Regions from separate parts of the Homo sapiens genome. Here region 1 is linked to region 2. Evidence: chromatin contacts called from ENCODE Hi-C or POLR2A ChIA-PET data. All regions are on one chromosome and are shown on one strand. Each heading gives the region's core, a stretch centred on a gene start or an enhancer-like site at or near the end of the contact. The rest is flanking DNA. Distances are from core to core; before and after follow the strand shown. Region 1 holds the start of RNF167 (ring finger protein 167). Region 2 holds the start of SPNS2 (SPNS lysolipid transporter 2, sphingosine-1-phosphate).

Region 1 (2,700 bases), core at 17-2,516, 440 kb after region 2:
AGGCCAAGGTCTAGAGCTGCCAACCCACAGTCTACCCTCCATCCTGAGGCCCCAATACCCAGTGTAAATGCCCCTCAGGCCTTCTGCCTTCAGGATACTGGTGAGGGCATGGAAGCTGGTTTTGTACTCTCGAGTCTTGGCCCCTTCCCCGCTCAACTGCATCCGGTTCTTCACCAGGTCCAGGGGCTGGACAAAAACTGTAGCTCCCATCCTGGGGGAAGACAGAGGTGGAGTGAAGGGCCAGGCATTCCAGATCTACCAGTGCCCACTGGAGCCTGGCAGCAAGAGGTTACAAAGGTCAGGGCCTGCCATGCGATTCAAGAATCAGGATGCTGGTGAGCATGTGTATAAGAGTCTATATGTACACCAAGTGCAACGGGTCTGAAAAGTCTAGTTGTCCAGTAGGGGCCATGCAATGAAAGTGCTCCAAGCAGCTTCATGACAGTCAAGCAGTGACCTGGGGCTGCACGCAGTCCGACACAGGGAGGGGAGGAAGGGGCATCCAAGATTTAGGACTCCAGGTAGTCCTGCAGGAGCCATTTAATGGCCTGGAACCCCCTGCCGCCCGGCCGAGCTTAGCAATGCGCTGGGAAACTCAGCTGGCCCGGCGGGGGTTGTGCAACGACCCTGCATGCAGTCCATAAGGGTCCTGCAATGGGGCCCTAGCAGCCCATCGGGGAACTCGCAATACGCTGGAGATCGCGCTGACCCCGTGCCGGCACAGTTCACTGCAACAGACCCAGAGATGAACCGGGCCCGGTTCCTTTTGCCCTTCCCTTCCTCCTCTTTTCCCATCCCTGGGGCCTGAGCTTACCCGGCCAGGCCCCCAAACAGGAACTTGACGGACTTAGGGGAGGTACGGGGCTTCCCGTCTATCCCGCCGGCCCCGGCACTCGCCGTCGCCGCCATCGCCACTCAATGGCCCTCGGCTCCGGGTCCCGTGCGCGCGCGGCCCCGCTCGCGCCCAAGGTGACACCGCGCGCGCAACAGAGCGAGGGCGCGCGCACGCCCCTCCAGCTCTCAGGTCCGACACCCGCTGGAAGCCGGCGCGGGCGCAGGCGCGCAGCGCAAAGGCGGCCGGGAGTAAGGCGGAGCTGAAGGAGGAGCTTGATGGAAGCGTGCGAGAAGGGGCGTAACTGATTTGGAAACCAGAGGAAAGGCGCTGTTTTCACCGAATTAGAATCGCGGGAAAATAGAGAAGAGTTTGTTTGAAGGTCTCGCGAGATCGAGTGAGTACGGCTCGCCAAGTTGGAGCGCTCTCGCGATAGACACAGCAACTATTCAGCTGCGAGGGGACGGGAGAGGTGGTGAGCACTCTCGCGAGATTTGAAGGAGCGGCGGAGGCCAGAGGGAGGAGAGGTTTGTAAACTAGGAGGCTCCGGGTTTCCGGGCACTTTTATTAGGTCGTCTTCTGGGCCACCAGTGCCCCTTCCATCTCCACAGGCAGTCCCTCCATCGCTAACCTTTTTTTAACCGGCCTTTTAGGACCGGAAGTCCTTCATCTCAAGCATCCAATGCTGAAAGCGGCCTGATTTTCTCTACCGGAAGCCCTTTTCCAGAGGCTGGGAACACGGCCCACCTAGCAGGAAGTCCCACCTCCTTGAGCTCCGCCACCCTTCCCGAAGTTTTTCTGTCACCTGTGTTAGGCTCCGTCCCCTTTCCGCGTTTTATCCCCGTACCAGAAAAGGATACATTTAGTGCCTCCCACCCAGCTCCACTAAACGGGTTGGATATCTCATTCTTTGAGTTGGTGTTCCTTCCCCGGCGCCCCCATGTAGCTGGGAAGTGGGACCTGGGGGTGGTTGGACCCCTGGGATCCTAAAGGAGGGGCAGGGAGGGCGCAGAACTCCGCTTCTGCTCCTTGCTACCAGGACGCGCGGCCTCCTCAGCCTCTTTCCTCCCGCTGCCATGCACCCTGCAGCCTTCCCGCTTCCTGTGGTTGTGGCCGCTGTGCTGTGGGGAGCGGCCCCGACCCGGGGGCTCATTCGAGCGGTGAGTCTGAGGGACGGATGGGGAAAGGGCGCTGAAAGGAAGGGTTGCAGGCTGAAGGGGAACATCGCCTTTTTTGTCCGCAGACCTCGGACCACAATGCCAGCATGGACTTTGCAGACCTTCCAGCTCTGTTTGGGGCTACCTTGAGCCAGGAGGGCCTCCAGGTGATTTTCTTTCTTTTCTTTTCCTCCTTCCCTCCCTTCCTTCCTTTTCTGTCTTTTTTCTTTTTTTAGTATTTCGCAAGATCCTCCATCCTAGGCTGGGGTTGGGGAGGTTTGTCCTGGGTGAAACTGGAGGTAGGAAAATGAAGTTAGGAACTGAGCACGTCTAGTGTAGAACCCAGAATCTAGAGGGAGAAGACAGAGTGTCCACCCCTGGAACTCCGAGGTTATCAGGGAGACTGAAAGTGGACGAAGACAGAAGGCAGGATCAACGGTCCTTATCAGGAAGGTCTCAGGTGCTAGTTATTGCTTATATGACTTTGGGCAAGTTAATCTCTCTGAGCCTTAGTTTGTTTTACTGTAAAATGGGATATTAGAAGTTTTCCTAGGGTTATTGTGAAGATCAAAGTAGATACGCAATTTTGGTAGTATTTCATCCCAAAGACTGCCACATAGCAAGAACTCAGTTGGGCCTTAGTAGCAGTCGAGTTGTTTGTGAGATGGGTAATTAGAAAATTGAAGAGGCCGGGCGCGGTGGCTCACATCT
Region 2 (2,820 bases), core at 1-2,500:
TGATGCCAGAGCCTGGGGCAGCTCCAGCCCTGCCACAGCTTCACTGCCTGTTCGTAATGGGTCACGTCCGTGCCCTGGGACTTGTCTGTGAAACACAGGGAATGATTAACTGGTTTCCGAGGGTTTGTCCAGTTCTAACATTCTGTCCTCTGCACTTTATACAGGATTTTAATTTCGATTTTAATTCCCCAAACAGGTGAATGGGGGAGGGAAGGGGGAGATCGTCACAGAGCCACAGCACCTCTAAGGAGGGGTGAAACCGTGATGGGATGTCAGGAACACAGAAGCACCCCAACCACTCTCCATAGGAGGCAGACCCCCGCCCCGTCCCACCAAGGGGAGGTGACCACCCGTGGATTTCCAGACTGAATCCCATCCTGCCATCTGCCCCCAGATACAGAAATGGAGGCCCAGAGAGTGGGTGTCATGTTCAGGATCATGCCACACACCAGGGCAGAGCTGAGCTAGGACCCAGCCTCCTGTCTGCCACTGGGGGCTTTGTACCCTCTCTAGCACATACCTGGAAGTCTGAAGCTTGGAGATGTGGTCCCTCAGGAGGGAAAGCCCCTTCTGAATATCCTGTTTCTGTTGGGCCCCAATCACAGCCCTTGCTCTCCCCGCCAGGGGCTGCGGGCCACTCTGTGGGGCAAGGGTAGGGTCCGGGTGCCCACACAGGAATGGGCCCGGGGTAGGTTGGGGGCTGGATCTGGGTTGCCCTGGGGAGGTGGGAGACACAGCCCACCATGACTGGTGGAGGTCTAGGTTCTGGGCCCTCCCTGAACTGGTTAAATCCGGGCGTGTGAGTATCGGAGGAGCCACCGGCTCTCCAACTGGCGCCCCTGACTTTAGCCATCTGAGACTCCTCTCTCCAGTTCTCCCAGATACGCTAGGCTCAAGCCCTCAGCCCGGCTCCCAGAGCCTCCGCCGGGAGTCCACGCCCGAGGCAGGGGTTGGGTGAAGGGTACTGAGTAGGTGCTGGGAGCCCCGTCACCAGCACCCTGCTCCCAGCTCCGTAGCCAGAGCAAACCCTCTCCCGCTCCCCGCGGGCGTTCGCGGCCGGTCGGCCCCGGCGTGACTGCGCCCCCATTGGCAGGAGGGGCTCTGCCGCCCGGGCCCCCAGTCCCCGGGCCCCCCACCCCCAGGGCAGCACGTGCGGGGCGGGGCTGTGGCCCGAGCCCGGAGCTGATTGGGCGCGGGCCTGGTGGGCGGGGCCGGGCCGCAGCTGTCAGAGCCGCGGCGGCGAACGAGGCGCAGCGAGCTGAGCGGTGGCAGCGCCGCAGCCGGGGCCGGAGCGCAGGAGCCGACGGGGCCCGACCAGGATGGTGCAGTGGCGGCTCCGCGGCGCACGCACGCGCTGAGCGGGCCCAGCCTGGGCCCCGCGCCCCCCGCGCCCCCCGCCGCCCCGATCCGGGCCGGCATGATGTGCCTGGAATGCGCCTCGGCGGCGGCGGGCGGCGCGGAGGAGGAGGAGGCGGACGCGGAGCGGCGGCGCCGGCGCCGGGGGGCGCAGCGAGGGGCTGGCGGTAGCGGTTGCTGCGGGGCGCGGGGCGCGGGCGGCGCTGGAGTCTCGGCCGCGGGCGATGAGGTGCAGACGCTGTCGGGCAGCGTAAGGCGGGCCCCGACCGGACCCCCCGGCACCCCCGGCACCCCCGGCTGCGCAGCTACTGCAAAGGGCCCCGGCGCTCAGCAGCCCAAACCGGCCAGCTTGGGCCGCGGGCGGGGGGCAGCCGCCGCCATCCTCAGCTTGGGCAACGTGCTCAACTACCTGGACAGGTACACCGTGGCAGGTGAGCGAGTGCCCCACCCAGCCCGAGGACCAAGACCCCACCCCATCCCACCACCCGCCTCGAGGGAGGTACCCCAGAGAGCTTTTGGTCTCAGGCCTGCTATCTCCAGGCCCTACGTGAGGTCCCTACGGACCCTCTGCTCAGGCACAACTGGGCAAGGGATGCCTCCGTGCACCACGGGTACAATCCAGCTCCCCGCTCATACACACCCGGGGCCAAGGGATAGAGGAGTCCCCACCCCTGGAGCAGCCCGCGCGTCCTCTCCAGCCCTTGACGGCCCATCCGTTGTCCTCCTCTCCAAGAGTCTCCTCTGCGTCTCTCTGTCTCCTTGTCTCTGCGCCCCCTCCGACCCCAGCTGCCGGTTCCCGGGCCTCCTTCCCTTCCCTTCCCCCAGCCCAGGTCGTCTGTCCGTCCATGGCCCGTCAGTTCCTTCCTTTCTCCGCCGCCTCCACCCCCCTGCGTGCGTGCGGCGAGTGCGCGCGCCCCTTGCGGGTGTGCGCTAGGGAGACCGGGTGTGTGTGCGCGTGGCGGCGCGGTTGTGTGTGAGCGCGTGGCTGACAAAGGCTCCGGGCTGCGGGGAGCGGAGGGAGGGGCGGGGCGGGTCCGCGGCGCCTGGGGACCCAGGCTGCGGTTTGCAGCTGGCCCTGTACAGAGGCCTGGAGACGCCTCCCCCTGCTCTATGGTGCTTGGGGTGTAGGGTAGGGCGCAGGCCTCTGGAGCTAGAGACGTGGAGCCTCATCCTCAGGGAGCATCTCTGGGAATCAGCCTTGGGGACGGGATTGGGATCGATAGAACAACTGGGTTCTAGCCCCAGCTTTGCTCCTAATGTGCTTGGTGTGTGACCTTGGGCCAGTCTCAGCGTGTGTTTAGGTCTGTTTGCCCGTTTGTGAGTTGATTGATCATTGGGCCTTTGGGGGACGCACGTGGTTCTGGAATTGCCTTCTGCTGGCTCCCTTCCCCAGCAATTAGGGGTGGGTCTAGGGGTAAGAATTTGCCCTAGACTGAGCTGCTACTGGTTGGGAATGGTGGAGCT

Evidence for each region. Hi-C counts contacts between places; a loop is a spot of excess contacts on that map. ChIA-PET counts read pairs that join two places held with the same protein, here RNA polymerase II (POLR2A). Pooled maps may share reads with other maps.
Region 1: a pooled map shows a loop between it and region 2 (2.1-fold over the local background). The contact joins the promoter of RNF167 here to the promoter of SPNS2 in region 2. A Hi-C loop is called at or near these places in 1 of 50 pooled maps. POLR2A ChIA-PET finds 5 or more read pairs at or near these places in 2 of 52 experiments (PC-9 and WTC11).

What each region holds. Positions count from the first base shown.
Region 1 is chr17:4,939,002-4,941,701 of GRCh38, forward strand. It overlaps RNF167 (ring finger protein 167), which reads left to right and starts at 1,267. Exons shown (of 10, transcript NM_015528.3): 1 at 1,267-1,359; 2 at 1,486-1,992; 3 at 2,076-2,156. The coding sequence starts at 1,909. It overlaps SLC25A11 (solute carrier family 25 member 11), which reads right to left and starts at 1,045. Exons shown (of 8, transcript NM_003562.5): 1 at 815-1,045; 2 at 59-211. The coding sequence starts at 909. RefSeq lists enhancers at 1-378, 1,095-1,164, 2,045-2,174 and silencers at 885-954, 1,517-1,711.
Region 2 is chr17:4,497,631-4,500,450 of GRCh38, forward strand. It overlaps SPNS2 (SPNS lysolipid transporter 2, sphingosine-1-phosphate), which reads left to right and starts at 1,251. Exons shown (of 13, transcript NM_001124758.3): 1 at 1,251-1,787. The coding sequence starts at 1,418. SPNS2-AS1 (SPNS2 antisense RNA 1) reads right to left here and starts at 1,105. Exons shown (of 3, transcript XR_001752763.2): 1 at 521-1,105; 2 at 1-85. RefSeq lists silencers at 1,044-1,103, 1,114-1,263, 1,324-1,373 and enhancers at 1,415-2,050, 2,051-2,685.